Regions from separate parts of the Homo sapiens genome. Here all the other regions are linked to region 1. A link is a contact called in ENCODE Hi-C or POLR2A ChIA-PET data. All regions are on one chromosome and are shown on one strand. The core of a region is the stretch at or near the end of the contact, and the rest is flanking DNA. Distances in the headings are between cores, read along the strand shown.

The links. Hi-C counts contacts between places; a loop is a spot of excess contacts on that map. ChIA-PET counts read pairs that join two places held with the same protein, here RNA polymerase II (POLR2A). Pooled maps may share reads with other maps.
Region 2: a map with no recorded cell type shows a loop between it and region 1 (11-fold over the local background). The contact joins two enhancer-like sites. A Hi-C loop is called at or near these places in 4 of 168 maps with a recorded cell type or tissue (aorta, esophagus muscularis mucosa, heart right ventricle and 1 more), 7 of 37 single-sample maps with no recorded cell type and 5 of 50 pooled maps. POLR2A ChIA-PET finds 5 or more read pairs at or near these places in 4 of 52 experiments (GM12878, PC-9, activated B cell and 1 more).
Region 3: a loop to region 1 is called in a pooled map, with 3 times the contacts of the local background. The contact joins two enhancer-like sites. A Hi-C loop is called at or near these places in 1 of 168 maps with a recorded cell type or tissue (Calu3) and 3 of 50 pooled maps. POLR2A ChIA-PET finds 5 or more read pairs at or near these places in 2 of 52 experiments (IMR-90 and activated CD4-positive, alpha-beta T cell).

The regions. Positions count from the first base shown.
Region 1 is chr14:68,660,341-68,665,506 of GRCh38, forward strand. The region is part of intron 2 of RAD51B-AS1 (RAD51B antisense RNA 1); the gene reads right to left. It also overlaps a transcript of RAD51B not described here. Among named protein-coding and RNA genes, the nearest start is that of RAD51B-AS1, 23 kb to the right of the region's middle. RefSeq lists an enhancer at 3,042-3,231. Within about 2 kb of position 3,118, at least 7 of the 41 ENCODE cell types and tissues checked have a DNase peak (open chromatin) inside an H3K27ac peak, as active enhancers do; they include GM12878, where a contact is called at or near this core.
Region 2 is chr14:68,265,322-68,270,487 of GRCh38, forward strand. All of the region lies in intron 7 of RAD51B (RAD51 paralog B), which reads left to right. Among named protein-coding and RNA genes, the nearest start is that of RAD51B-AS1, 420 kb to the right of the region's middle. RefSeq lists enhancers at 2,780-2,899, 3,250-3,399, 3,550-3,729. Within about 2 kb of position 3,055, at least 9 of the 41 ENCODE cell types and tissues checked have a DNase peak (open chromatin) inside an H3K27ac peak, as active enhancers do; they include GM12878, where a contact is called at or near this core.
Region 3 is chr14:68,304,997-68,310,162 of GRCh38, forward strand. The region is part of intron 8 of RAD51B (RAD51 paralog B); the gene reads left to right. Among named protein-coding and RNA genes, the nearest start is that of RAD51B-AS1, 380 kb to the right of the region's middle. RefSeq lists enhancers at 1,406-1,545, 4,222-4,291. Within about 2 kb of position 2,020, at least 14 of the 41 ENCODE cell types and tissues checked have a DNase peak (open chromatin) inside an H3K27ac peak, as active enhancers do.

The DNA.
Region 1 (5,166 bases), core at 1,868-4,367:
AATATGCTGGTTGAATGAATAAATGCTTAGTCTTTCTGCTCTTCACTTTAAAAAGGGATTTGTGAGAAGCTTGGATAAGAATCCAATAGCAAGCTTTTATTGGGCATCTACTATCTCCCCAAAATGGAGCTAAACATTCTGATGGATTCAGAGAATCAGAGGACCTGGTCTTGCCCTTGAGGATTTACACTGTAGTTGGGAGACCGAATCAGCTCCTGGTGCAGAGCCTGGGCAGACACGGGGTTCCAGAGCATGCGGCAACAGACACTGCTCCTGCCCTCAGGGAGCTACTGTTCTGATCTGTCTCCTGTTCTGTAAAGTGGGAACACACAGGAAATGAGACCAGTCCTTGACAGTCCTTGGTTATGCGGCACAGAATGTTTAGGGGAAGGGGAGAAACTAGGCAATGCTCCCAGAGGGGGCGGTGTTTGGGCTGAACCTTGAAAGATGGGTAGGAAGAGCCACTTGTTTCCAGCTGATAAGTGAATTCTGAAACTGGCCGACTTCTCACCCAGCCAAAACATTGAGAACTCTGCAGGATCAAAACCCAGGACCACCAAAATGAGGGAGTCCTGCTTGCTAAGAAAGAGTGGCTGTCCCACATCTGCCATCAACATGTCACCAAATCGCGTATAGTGTCTCCAGGGGAAAGTCCCCTAGAGCCTTCAGGGGAAAGTCAGTGAATGGGTGGCTTGAGCGGAGCTGCAGCCACAGAGGAAGGCCAGCCATTTAGGAAGCAGTGACAGGCAGGCCTGATGTCAGCAACCTTTTTGAAAGGAAAGAGGGGGACAGATTTCACACAAGGGCCCTTGAGGGTTTCTGAGTATCCGTGGTTTCCCGTGAATGACTATAGTTTTGTGCTCCTTGCAAGGAAAGGAACGGAAAGGGAACCAACTCTGAGATTCCCACATATTCCACAAACACACTGCAGAACAGGAGAAATTATTCCCGCTTTACAGAACAGGAGACAGACCAGAGCAGTAAGCCTCCTGAGGGCAGGAACCATGTCTGTTGCTGTTGCTGCACGCGCTGGAATCCCTGGTGCCTGCCAGGGGTCTGCACCAGGGGTTGATGATGCCAAATGTGACTTGTTTGAGATCTTACAGCCAGAAGTGGCCCGGGGGAAATTCAATCCCAGATCTGCCAGACCCCAAAGCCCTGGTTCCTTCTGTGATGCTGGGGAAATCTGCATCTCCATAGATTCCCAAAGGTCACTTAAAGGAGAATGCTGGATGCTCCAAAGTTTGAAAACTATGAGCGGATGCACTCCATCATGGGTTGGTATGCCCAAGGAAGTGTTAGCATGAAGGGGGCGTGGCATGCAAACATATTCATGTGGCCAGGCATTGGAATTCAACAGAGATCCTTTGAGACAACACGCCCTCCTTTTCATGCCCGGTAGAGGTCTCTTCTCCAACAGCCCTGGGTGCGAACATCTCTAAGGGAAGCCAACTCACCACCTCACGTCCCACTCTGACTGCCAGCAGGTTGTGCTCTAGGCTGGCCCAGTTAGCCATCACCCAGTGGTCTTTGTACTCTCTTTCTGTCCTCCACCAACAAGGCTCTTCAACATGACTACCTTCCAGACACTTGAGAACCTCTCTTTTATTTGCCAGCTCTCTTATTTATCTCTTCTGCTTTTCCTTCACACATTCTCGTGTGACACACTCTCAGTCCCCTCCCCCATCCCCATGGCTGTCAGCAAATGCGATCCATTGCATTTTGCTTCTCCTTTAAAAGCAGTGCAGTGGCATTCCAAGTGGGACAGACCAGTAAAGAGGCCAGCAGGAGAAATACCTCCCTCATCTTCAACACTCTTCTTCAGTTAATGTCACCTAAGATGACACCAATTTTCTTGGTAACTGTTCAGGTTGATTCACGTCGACTTTACAGTCAACACACACCCCTGAGTCTTTCACACCTGCCCCATCCCGGGCATGTATAAAATTCCATTTGTTTAGCCCCAAGGTTCCAGATGTACATTAATCCTATTATATTTCATCTTGTTACATTCAGCCACCATGAATCCAAACTGTTTTGGGATCTTAGGAGATTCTAATTCTGTTATCCAAGATGTCAGCTGCCTCTGAAAGTTCTTCCTAGTCTCTAATAGAACTGTTGAAACAGAACGGTCATGGGAGATTCTGGGACACGGATGGAACCACCCAGCAGGCTGACATCCATCTGTTTGTTAGCAGCTTTAGGGCCACTCAGCACATCCCCAGCTGTCCCAGTGACACTGTCTCCAGCCCTCCTTGTTCTCAAGAGAGCCATGAGCTGTCTGCTCTGCTGCCTACCACAATGCCATGTGCTACCAACTTAGGAATCCTGTCTCCTCCCTCCAAAAAAGTACAGTGAGTAGTCATCTTTTTTCTTGGTAAATCCATGCTGATTCCTAACGATCATCACTTTCTTTCCTAAGCCTTCATAAGCCATCCCTTTCCTTGTAGATGAGAGAAATTAACCCTGAGTTCAAAGCAGAAGCCTTCAGACAGCTGTACGTGTTAATTCATTATGCTGGGCATCTCCATTTGCCCCTCCACAGCCACCCCATCCTCCTCCCCACTGCTCTGTACCCCAGGAAGCTGACCTTGTGGACCGCATTACTGGGCACCCTTGCCCTCTGGCTTCAGTTGGGTTCTGCCAGTGGGAGGCACCAGCAAGAGACAGGAGGGTGGGGCCAGGCGTGGTGGGTCACCCCTGTAATCCCAGCACTGTGGGAAGCCAAGGTGGGTGGATCACCTGAGGTCCGGAGTTTGAGACCAGCCTGGCCAACATGGTGAAATTCTATCTCTACTAAAAATACAAAAAATTAGCTAGGCGTGGTGGTGCGCACCTATAATCCCAGCTACTCAGGAGGCTGAGGCAGGAGAGTTGCTTGAAACCAGCAGGGTTGAGGTTGCAGTGAGTTGAGATCTAGCCACTGTGCTCCAGCCTGGGTGACAGAGTGAGACTCCATCTCAAAAACAAAGAGAGAGAGAGAGAGAGAGAGAGATGGGTGGGACAAGGTCAAGATATTTATTTATCCTCCTGGTTCTACTGTAATGGGCCCTTGCTTGGCTGTGTCTCTCCACTGCCCCTGTATCTAAGGCCATAGCCCCTGATGAATGGCTCTCTCCTCCAGATACTTTCTCTTTCACTTCGCCCCCTTTACCCTTCAGGCTCCCCCCGCTGCTAGCCCTGGAGGGCTTCATCTTTCCTTGTTAGCTTCCTTTAGCTTTACGCATAACTTGTAAGTAGTGACATTTCTAAATTCTGCTCAATTACCCCATTTGAGTGTGCCGTCTGTCTCCTGCCAGAACGCTGACCAATACACTCATATTTTGAGTCATTGCCTAAAGACTTAGGCCTAACAGTGCTAGACGTGGGAGGGAGTGTAGGTGTTGGTGAGAATAGCATAAGAGTTAAAGGCACGGAATTTGTGGTCTAACTAACCAGGATTGAACTTGATTTCCACCGCTTTCCAGCTATAGTTACTGAACTTCTCTGAGCCTCTGCTTTCTCTTCTGTAAAATGGGAGCAGTAGTCCCCTCTCACAAATTCTTTGTCAGGATTTTATGTGATTATATTTGTGAAACATTAAATTTAGCATCAGGTGCATTATAAGCACTTGATAAATGTGTTATTCTGATTATTATTAAGACAGACTCTAACCATTGAGGGTATTGCTTTGGTGCTAGAATACGCTAGCAATAAGCTTCAAGGTTTTCCTGTTTATGTCCACCAGGGAATTTGGACCTCAGGTAATCTGCCCAAATCCTGCCCAAACAGGAGTAAGAAAAAATAAGCATTGTTGTTGCTGTTATTTTATTAGCTAGAGAGGCAGTCAATTCTATCACTTATTGTCAACATAATTTTTTAGCAAAGACTACTCTAGGAGGCTGTAGTTACATTCTTTCTGACACCTTTCCCCTATCTCTTTTCTACATAATCTTAGAGTCCCCCAACCACCAAGGATGATTCCTACTGATTCAAACTAAGAAAATGTGGCACCTTTTAACCTCTGCCCTTACAGAGCTTCTCCCCACCACATCCACCCCCGCCCACAATGATATTCTTACCAAAATAAGCTCAGAAGAGAGTCTCTTAACTTTGTCCAAAAGCTAAATCTGAAAGAGGTTAAAGGTTCTCTGGTCAGTCGCATTTCACCCGACTATTTTTAGCTGATATAGGGCAAAACAAGTTTCCCCAAAGATCTGGGCCCTGTGAAAGCTGGAATTTCTGCCAAGATGGAGGAATACAGCTCTCCCTGCTGGAAAAGAGAGCACAATTCCCTCTTTCCTCACCCCGGGATACCTATTTGCTGCCAGTGAATCTCCCACCTACTCTGTCATGCTAGCATTTGATCACATTGGGTTCATATGTGCTTATTTGCTGCTCCAACCCCAATCCTTACTCCTGAGCCTTTACCACTCAACTATCAATGTGTCCACTCATCCTCTGGGCCATCTTGTGCCCTCTTATCCTCTATCTCCTGGGTCAGAAGCTTGGCAGTTTTCTGGATGTGACTCCTAATGGAAATCCATGACAAAAATGCCCTGGATTCTCAACCAGGGAGAGAAACTCCTCTTCTCAGCCTCTTCTGCCAATGTGCCCCACTCCTATTTCTCTCTCCTGAGAGCCCTAAGCCCTGCCATGTTCCTTCTGTCCTTTCAGCCCCTTTCTTCCCCTACTCACATAATGCACCAAGGGTAAGCATCTTCCTGCCCAGATATATCTGCCCTTTCACATACTCCCATGTGACTCTTTGACCTCTGTTGTTGGAATCTCTTGACTTAGAAAACCAGAGATGTTTCCATGACTTTTAAGGCTTTTGTTGGCAAGACAGCAAGGAGAATGGAGTGAGGGGCCAAGCTCAGGCTTTCTGCCTGGCCCCGGAGGGCAATGCCATGGGAAGGTGACCTCGTCACAGGCCTGGGGGCTATCCCAGTGGGATGACGCCATTGGGTACTCTATCTCAGGCTCCTCTGTTGCTCTGCCCTTCAGGCAGGATATTGAGTTTTAAGTTAAAAGACAAGGATCGAGCTTCATCTTATGATTTATGGTTTAGGCCAGGGTTTCCAAAACTGTATAAAAAGTTATTCCTGGCCAAGTTCCCTATTAGTCATATGTGTGAAGTGGAAACATCACTTTATCAGAAATATACTTCCCCCAACCCATCCCAAA
Region 2 (5,166 bases), core at 1,805-4,304, 400 kb before region 1:
TAGGTCCCCTAGTGAGTATTCAGCAATCATTTCCTTGGGATCTAAGGCATACCAGGTGCTATGTTCAAAATGAATGGGACATGGTTCTTGTTTTTAAGATGCTCCCAGACCAGTGGGGCAGACTGGTATAAAAATAACTAACTGTCGGCCAGGCGCGGTGGCTCACACCTGTAATCCTAGCACTTTGGGAGGCTGAGGCAGGTGGAACACCTGAGGTCAGGAGTTCAAGACCAGCCTGGCCAATATGGTAAAACCCCATTTCTACTAATAAAATACAAAAATTAGCTGGGCGTGGTGGCATGTGCCTGTAATCCCAGCTGCTCGGGAGGCTGAGGCAGGAGAATCACTTGAACCCAGGAGGCGGAGGTTGCAATGAGCTGAGATCACATACCACTGCACTCCTGCCTGGGCAACAGAGTGAGACTCTGTCTTAAAAAATAAAAAATAAAAATAACATAACTAACTGTATAATATAATAATATGATAAATGCTATTCTGTTGGTATGAATCAAGTAGCACAGAGGAAGAAAACAATTCACTCTAGTAGATGGTTGGCATTTTGAGAGAGATATAAATATAATTGTGCTCATTTATAACATGAATTATAAATGTAGCAGCATTGGAAATGGACATTTAATAAGGTGTAGCACTACTAAATTGGATTAAGTGCATGCACTGGGTTTATAGATGGATGTTCCCATCAAATTTGTTCTTTATTTGTATCCCTACCCCTGAGCAGTCCTTGCCTGGCAAGTGATTGGTGTTTGCACTGTTGGGGGTAGGCTTTAGGTTCCTGTTTGGGCACCAGGAGCTGTAGGGTTAGAAGAAGTAATGTCTTTTTCTCACCTATTGCAAGGTTCATTACTGAACCCTATAGCAAAGGCAGAGTAACAAGCAAAAAGCATAACAAATTTATTTAACAGAGTTTTATGTGACACTGAAGCCCTTAGAAATGACCCAAAGACCCAGGGAAAACTGTGTATTTATATGGATAGTCATACAGAAGTATGATTGGAGCACCACAGAGTATCATCTAATGGTAATCAACTAGGGAGAACTTTGCAAGCCCTGTTTGTTCGAATGGCTTCCAAGTATAGGGTAGGACCCCTCTGGAATGAAGATCTTAAGGCCTACTTTTAGGGAAGATAGGTCAGAAAATTATTTTATGGCCTGCTTCAGAGGGAAAGGCAAGAGAAGGTCAGAGAGTGACCTTCCTGTTTCTGTGGTTTTCCAATGTCCTTTAGCTTAAAATGCTTGGTATGCCAGGGTGCCATATTTGGGGGTATCCTGTTCTAAGCCCCAACATTTCCCTGGAAGGGCGATGGCTTTTTGATCTAAGCAAAGTTATCAGAGGGAATGAGGTACAAATCAATAGAGGACAGACTATGAGATCAAATTCTGACTCTACTACTTAAGAGCTGAGTGTCTTTTGACAAATTACATGTATTCCTGGTGACTCTGATATCTCTATAAAATAGGGATGATAGTAGTACCAACCTTACAAGGCTGTGCCTCAAATGTGTAATAAATATGAAAACACTTTGTAAAGTGCTGTAAAAATATATAAACATTATTGTTTTATCACAAATATCAGCACACCAATTATTTATGTAGTTCTATACATTACGCAAAAAGTTACAGAGATGTGGGGCTCATCTTCTAGGAAAACAGAATCAGAATTCTGAATCAGCTCTAAAGTCGGAGACCAAACCTCGAGCTCTCTCTAGGTGCTGTTTCTCCTGAAAAGTTGACTTGTAAGTCTAACCCAGTGCATTGCCTCTGATGGCCTGGTGTTCTTCAGATAGGTAAAAAGCAACTCGAAAAGGGGAAGAGTATTGTGCTTTCCGCAAAGACGATACTTTTTTGCTCTTTGGAAATTCTTGCTCTTTTGGTTTTGAGCTCTGAAGGTGAACAATCCAGCTGATTCAAATCCCCAGAGTAGCCCTAATAATAGGAAAACCGTGACAACCGCAGATATTAAAAACATACCTCAATTTGCACAACTGGGGTAAGACAAATACATATGGTATTATATGAAAAAAATTCCTTTATGCAAATCTAGAAACTTACTTTAATGTCATTTCATTTAACATCAAAGAGATGATGTCAAAGAGAACATGTTTACCACTGGGAGAGTCAAATGAAAGAATTAGTCTTCTAGAATTCTTTCAAATGAAAGAATTTGTGTGTAAGGTTTGATTGGTTATTTGGCAAACACTAATATTAATAAAAAGACCAGTACTTCTAGATATGGGCCACTTTGTAGAGGGATTATGCCAGAACTCCCATAGTATGTATAGAGACCCTTGAAGGAGGGTCCTCAAACCCATAAGGGAATTTATTTTAAAAATATTTTGCTTATGGGCCCATAACTTCATTTTATGTCTCTCTAGCTCACAATAGAGGATTATAATCTATTGGGCTGATATATCTGAGTTAACATCAGATTAATCGTATCACTTTGTGTATGAATATCATATAAAAATGTTAGTGGCTGCTGTTTTCACCATGCTCTGTCATAATTAAACAATTTATTTCATGCTGAAGCTTCCCTGTCCTGATTCTGGGATTGTCAGTTTTATGGTTCTCATTTTACACAGATAAAACCAAACTTTTCAGATGTCAAATAATGTGCTGCAGACTTCCATGCAGTTCTCAGCTGCAGTTATAAATCACTGTTGTTTTAAGTAAGTGACCTAAATGCCATTTTTATTAGGAATAGAGTGGCTAGGAGAGACTAACATAAAGCCTCTGATGGAGTTCTAACATTTCTCCTTGAGCAGCAGGAAGAGAATTGCATTTCCTGCTGGCTAGAGAAGCCAGGTCAATTTTGTCCTACCATTCTGGGAACTATCACTTCAGACACCTAACATATCCAGGTCCTGCTTATTTTTCTTGAATGAGCTATTAAAATGCATGTATGTGTGCACATACACACATACATACACATCATGCAGCCATTTGCCTCTGTGTATACATACATATCATTGTGTAGATTGCACTTTTTCAGAAAAGACAACTGATCACCAGCACGTCACTCTCACTTCCTCCCATGTACATTTTGTATCTTCCCCACAGGGAAGTGAAACTGGTGGTGGGTTGGAAGAGATTGAGTTTGCTGAAGTGGATTCTGCCAAGTGGCTGTTTGTGGATGACCTTTGTCTTATAGGGGGTAATAGTGGGAGTTACGGATTCCTGGCAAAATGTCTGTTCACATCTCATCACAATTAGAATCATAAACTATGGGCTTTGTGGATTTGTTCACCTGAGATAGTGATGAACTAGGAATCAAAAGATCTGGGTTTTAGCTCTATCTCTAAATATCTACATATATGTGAAGATAGCTGTGTATACCACTGTGGATATTTTCCCTCTTTTGTCTTATCTTCTCCATGAGACTTTCAAATCCTCAAAGGCACAGAGCATCTTTAATTTACACAGCATTCACTTTTTCATCTTTGTTTGTTCCTAGACTGCATTTAGTAGAGATGTAATAAGTACTTACTGACTGATAGAATGAGACCACATCCTGCCTTAGATGAACTGGAATTCCATTTGAAAGTGTTTCCAACCAGAAATATTCTGCTTTGGTGCCACTGCTACTGTTCAGATTCAACTATAGCAGCCACAGTGTGATCAGACACCTTCTCCCCTCAGGCGCCACCCTTGGCCACCCTGAGAAGATGGGCCCCCCTGCCAGCATGTCTTTGGGGCCCAGTGTTTCTGTCTCTCTGCTTCTCCCAACACTCAGTGGCCTGAAGAAGAAGAGCTTTGGTATATAATTTCTTTTTTCCCCCCAGCCAAGAGGAATTGAGCACTCATGAATATTTTAAGCGTGTTACAAAGAACACAAAAGCTGTGCCTTCATGGGAGGATTAAATGTTGGTGTTTGACTCCTCACAATCAGCACATTTTAAAACATAAACCAGATCATGTCAGTCTCCTGCTTCAGAGCCACCAGTGGTCTCCCACACTCTTGCAACCAAACCCAAGGCTGGGTGCCAGCCTCCAAGGCACTGCCTGACTCAGCCCTGCCCACTGCTCTGACCACCTCTTGCAGTAATTCCAGCCATGCTGATCTACTCTGGGTTCCCAGGGCATCGTAAGCATCTTTCTCTTTAGGACCTTTCTACACATCTCCCCTGCCTGGGACCCTGCCCTGAACCCTGTGCTACCGCAGGATCGTCACTCAGATCTCAGCCTGAATGTCCTGTCTCAGACAGGACTCCCCTGACTGTCCTATCAGTATCTACACCCGATATTTTATTTCCTCACATCACTCATCATATCTGAAATTGCCTGCTCATTTCCTGGTTTTCTTGTTTACTGTTGGACCCTGACTAGGGGGTCTCACTCTACAAGGGCAGAAAGAGGTTGTCTTAGTCTGGTTCTCTGTTGTTACCCAGAAGCTGGAACAACGCCTGTTCCCCAGCGGTTGCTCAGTAAACACATGTGGACTCAATGAGGGATTGAATTGGAAGTTATTTACCTCTCTCCTGGCTTTTGCTTCCCTCTCTTCCTTTGTCTCTCTTTTGCGGAATCTGTACCATGAAAAGGGCTGTTGTCCAGTAGTGGAACACAGGCCTTGGATTGAGGTCCTGGTTGACTCACTTGATCTGAAGCTTCTGGTCATGCACAACTGCCAATTGGAAACAGCTACTATAGAACCACCCTCTTTTTCCAAAGGGTCAACAAGGAAATCAAAAATAGAAATACATTTCAGGTAGTCATGTAATACTTTACTAATACTAACCCTAAGAATAACTTTGCGATAACTTTGCAACCTTAACTTCCATTAGTCTCACTAGGCAGTTCTGCTTCTTCAATTCCTTTAGTTTGTTACATGCCCTGCGATCCAGCCCAAAACAGGAGAAGCCCTGTAGAATATATGTTGCTATATCCTCAGATATGGCCAATAAAATTTGTTTGTGACCTGTAAGGAGCAGATGGTTCACTGAAGGCCATTCATAGAGGAGGCAAAGCACCAAAATTCAGTGTCTAGCCTTAATTTTTCCTTATTAGAGAGTCTGGAATAGAGGGATACATTTTCAGGATCTTTCCTAATAGAGGAGTTCTTTTTTTATTTGGATGAAGAGATTATTTCTGTAATTTCCCACAGTCTTAGGCTGAACTCTCCAAGTAATGAACTTTTACTCAGAATAGTCT
Region 3 (5,166 bases), core at 770-3,269, 360 kb before region 1:
AAAGTATGGAAAATTGCTGCCAAAAACTATAGTGCTACTATATAAAGTTATATAAAACACACCAGAAATAGAATTTTTAAAATATGAAGTGGGTTCTAGTATTTTTTCCCTACATCCCGTTGAGTCATTGTGATGTATTCCCACCACTTGGTATAGTTCAAATTTCTCCCTTCCTTGTTTTTACTGCAGAACTCTTTACTGTCCCAAGTAGAGTGAGACTGAAACCAAAATTTGAGCACTGGGTCCATTCATTCAATTGTTCATTCATTTACACGTTAAGTATGAAGCATCTATAATGTGAAATGCTTGCTGAATTTTCAGGAGGCCATAAGAACGGTATCAGGCTTGGCCTCTCCCCTCTCAAACATAAAGGCTAATTCTAGTGTTTTTCAGTTTTATCTGGTTGGAACCCTAGAATTCCTGCATACTGTAATGAAGCTAAACTTTACATCTAAACTGGCTATATGTATTGCACTACAGTGCATAAGACAAGAAAAGTTACAAAAAGAAGGAAAATCCAGAACGTGAGGCCCACAGACATGAAACAGTTGAAGTCACACTGTAGTACAGCATCTAATGAATTGCCAGGATGAGAGAAGCAGATTTTTAATATCAGAGGCATTCACAGAAAGGAGAGATCATCATGATCTTTGTGATGGAGGCTTGGACCACTGCCTTAGGATGTCAGGGCAGAACTAAGATGGGCCCCTTGGTTGGTCTGTCCTGACTCACTGTGTCTGCAGTGCCTGGATATCAGCCAGCAGACCACCTCCATCATTGAGTTAGACCCACTTACAAGGTGGCAGGCTATTAACCAGTCCCCTGTTCCACTGAGAACTTGCCAGGCTGGCCATCATAGCATGGTATAGGTTGAAGTAGCTTAGTACCTGTGGTGGATGACTGTTTTTCTCGGCCAGCTGTTTAATGAGCACCAAATGAAGTAAAATGCTGCTTGGTTCCTCTCCTCTCTTCAGACACAAACAATCGAGCACATCCTAGTGGAAGGGCCGTGTTGGGGAACTGGCTTTCTTGTGCTGATCATCTTGGTTCCCACATCCGTCCCTCCCCTCTGGGCTAGAGTTTGGAGGAGCTATTGAAGAACCTTGAGAAAACTGTTAACCTTGAAAGTTTAGTTATTCATCATCAAATATATTAACAAACGTTTGTAGCCAAAGCTTTACTGTCTATGGCAGTTTTAAATAATTATCAAAATCATGATTTAATTAATTTCTCTCTCCATTTTGGGTTGGCTTAGAGGAGTAGGAGATTGCAATTCACAAGTACTTTCTGGTCCTGTAACCAACTTGCACTTTCAAGTTCAGGTAATCACCTTGTCCTTTTCAGTTTATTTACCCATGACTTAGGTTAAAGTTGCCCATGCCTCTGGTGAAATTCACAAATGAAACTTCACCTAGCTGGGTTTCATATTTGTAAGAAATCATTTTTTTTCTCCATGAGAATGTGCAGGTCAGCTGAGACAAGCATGATTAATTCTAGACATGAATTAGAACAAGCCCAAGCTGAACAGCTCTCTCAGAGGAAGTCATCTGAAATTGGTATGTGTGACCCAGTATATCTTTTGACCAATTTGCATTGGAAACCACAGTGAGCATGGAAGAAATATAACCTTGATCCTCTGGCCTAATAAACATTCTTGCAATTCTAAATGTACCTAGAGTTTGTGACAAGTGTGTATTGGAAAACTCGTTGAAAACACATGAGTTAGTAATGTTCTCTTTCAGAAGATGAACTTGCATGGCCGAAGTGAGATTCCAGTGGGAAAGACCTGGTAGAGAAAGAGTGGGAGAATGCGTTGACCTCTGGAGGGCAGATTATGGCATGCCAGGCAATGGGTTGTGCCATCAGGGAAGGAATCTAGAAAGACGAGGAGACTCAGGAGAAAGGAGATGACTTCTGTTGACAGGTCATTGTTGCTCAGACTTAGTGCAGATGAGAAAGGAAATCCAGAAACCTACATGACAGCTCCTCTTGGATTGGATGAAAATATTGATTTTTTTTTTTTTTCCCTATCTGGAATTTGACAGGGTCAGTTCATGTCTGGGTTTTCAGCACTTAATACAGGGCGCTTTTGTCTTGGGAGGCGGCTGGACTGGTTTTTCCTCCAGGCAGGTGCACAGAGGGCGTTTATTGTAGCCTGAAACACAAACACCAAGCCCCTAGGCCCTGATCCACACACTCTCCAGTGTGGCTCAAGGAAATAAAGTGAACAATGTCTCTTGCAACAGGCGAGCACTGTAAATGCCACTCCTGAATGATATATTTCTTAAAACTTTGTATCCGTAACCTGATCATCTCTTAAAACTTAATTATATGTCAGAGAAAAGGAAGCTATTGGCTCCTCCAGCTGTCCAGGTTGAACGAGAGCACACAATGGAGCATATCCGATTCACAGCCTTACTTAGGTAATCAGATTAATATCTCCTGAATTGAATTTACCCTTTTGATATGGAGTCTTTCAGCTGCCTTGTTTCACATCTCAAATTCTGACAAAGCTGTGCGGCCTTTGAGTAATTTCCCTGAAATCTATATGTGGGAAGCCTGTACTTCAAGCAGTTTTTGGGACTTGCACCAATTAAATCTGTCTCTGGCACACTTTTAATGGCATGCTTTCCCCTGAGTCAACAACTGCTCCAAAATCTGAAGTCATTTGTTTAATTTAAAAGCAAAGGTTATGGAACAACCATTTCAAGCTTCACCAGCCAAACTCCAGTGGCTTTGAAAAGGGAGATGAGGCAGAGGAAAGGCTAATAAACTGGATTTCTTATACACAAAATAAATTAATTACTGTGTTTCTGTAAGCTAGTATCAAATCAAGTTTGTTCACACCCTCCTTGCCAACCTAGCTCTCCCTTTCTCTTCAAACTCACCCTCTCTGGGCTTTCATATTCACGATTGAGGCTCACCCTCTTACTGTTGTTCTTGCAACACAAACATCTGGACTGGATTTTTGTCAGCTGGAGTTGAGAGAGAACTGTAAATGATGCAGTGATTTTTTTTTCGTCCTTATTAAATTTATTTATAGCCAGTCTGAAGCCAGGAAACATGCTAGAGCCTTTGATTGGAGGTTCTCGAGGAATGTACGGTGGATGGTATTTTCTCCTGTTGTTTTCTAAATAATATCAAGGATAGAATTACATAACTCCCAACTTGAGTATTTTTTGCCCTGAAGGACCCTTTATTAGGACATTTTGCACATCAGAATTCTTCCATTATATTTGCTTATCCAATATGCCTTCTTTTCTGTCAGTGAGAGAAAAGGAAATGTACATGACAGGTTATTTCTGAAAAATTAGAAAGATGGAGAGTGAGTTTCTGGTTGTTTGGGACATGAACCAGTGGCATGAGTATTTTCTTTTGCCAAAGGGACACAACATGGATCCTATTTCTACCTCTTAACAACCTCTGCAATCTTAAAGCTGCCAAATCTCAAAGAATTTCATTCATTTAGTCATTATTTAAGATAATAAAAGGCCCTACAAGCAGCTTACGAAAATAATTTATAAAATATTTTTCTCTGCCCTTAGACCTTGTTAAATAACAATGCCTTGGTGTTTATAAAATTATTTAAGAAACAAAACTTTCTAGAGGAGGCTGAATCAGATGATGATTTCTTGAGGTCCCTTCCCAGTTCTATGATTTGAGATGATTCTTTAATTTTCCTTCACTGTCATTTATATCTGTGTCATTAAAAAAAAAAAAAAAAAAAGGGCTGTTTGGGAATGAGATTTGCTACACCCGTAGGCATTTTCTTCTTCAGAAAAGAGACTGTTTAGCTTTCTGCCACCCAAGTCAGTCATCCTCAGCCTGAACAATGGAGCTTAATGTTCTCCATCTTCCTAAGAGTTAGTGTCTGTTGTTATGAAAGTGAATTGAAACCAAATGTACTTTCTATTGGAAAAGCTGCCCTTGCTCTCAGCTCATGGACAAAACTGAGAGAGAAGGCTCTTACAAAACAGAGGGAAAAATCCTCGCTGTCATGTCATAACACCAGTTATTTCACTGTTAGACCTATGAACATATCTTTGATGCAACACTACACTATTTGATGATGTTTCTGTGTCACTTAAGATGGGCGTTTCATATTTATCTCTTAGAAATGTTAGCAGATTTTTTTCACGAGTTATCTTGCTTATGGACTGGAAAAGCTATTCTTACAGTAAGACCCTTCATTAACTGAGAAGGCATAAAAGATAGCTCATGTTCTCCACCAAGAAAGGAAGCTCTGTTTCTCTCTGTCTGATGGGAAGCATTTGAGACAGAGCAGCTTCATGAAGTGTGGATGTCTGTTACCCACTTCCCAGTTTTTAAAGTAAAAGCCAAGTCAATGGCACTGGTACTTGTAGTGAAATGAGCCACAGAGGCATCATTACTCATCACCATCACGACTCAAGGATCAGCAAATGAGAGTCCTGAAGGTAAAGAATGTTTATTTTCAGGTAGAGAAGAAAGAAAAATCACGGAGAGGTAGAGAAAAGTGAAGGGCAAAGGAAGAATCCAGCAGACATTAAGCAACACTGTATCTTCCAAGATCATAAAGCCAAATAGTTCCTGCTAGATTTAACTTTTATTATTTTGGGAGATGAAAATCACTGGGGCATGGAGTTCTCATTCTGCATTTAGGAACTTCCATAATATTTTAATAATAACAATAATGATAATAATGCCAATCACTTTAATTAAATCTCCCTAAATAAGCATCTTTTAATGCAGTGTTGTTTGCTGTAAAACATCCCAACTAATGGTAGAGGCTGGATGTCTGCCAAAGACATGGTGAGGGAACCGCCACAGAGCCGCTGGTATTGGACCCTGGCAGAGCTGGTTCCTCTAGCCAAAGGAAGTGAATAATCATGGGGAAGTGGTTATTCCAGCTGTGACACTCAGGAAATTTCAGTAGAATGTGATGGCCTTATATATGGAATATTCTTAGACATACTAGGATGGCACATGTAAATTATCATGGGAAACATAATTTGAGGAATACAGAAGATTATAAGGTATTATTTGATTCAGGTTTTTTTATGTTAGTTTGGAGCCATTGTCAGGCATGGAAATACTTTCATTGATATTCCTGTCTTCTATAATTCAAGGCCTTAATAATAAACTGGTTTTGAATCAATCAGTTGTCTGATAGACGGCTCCTGGGAA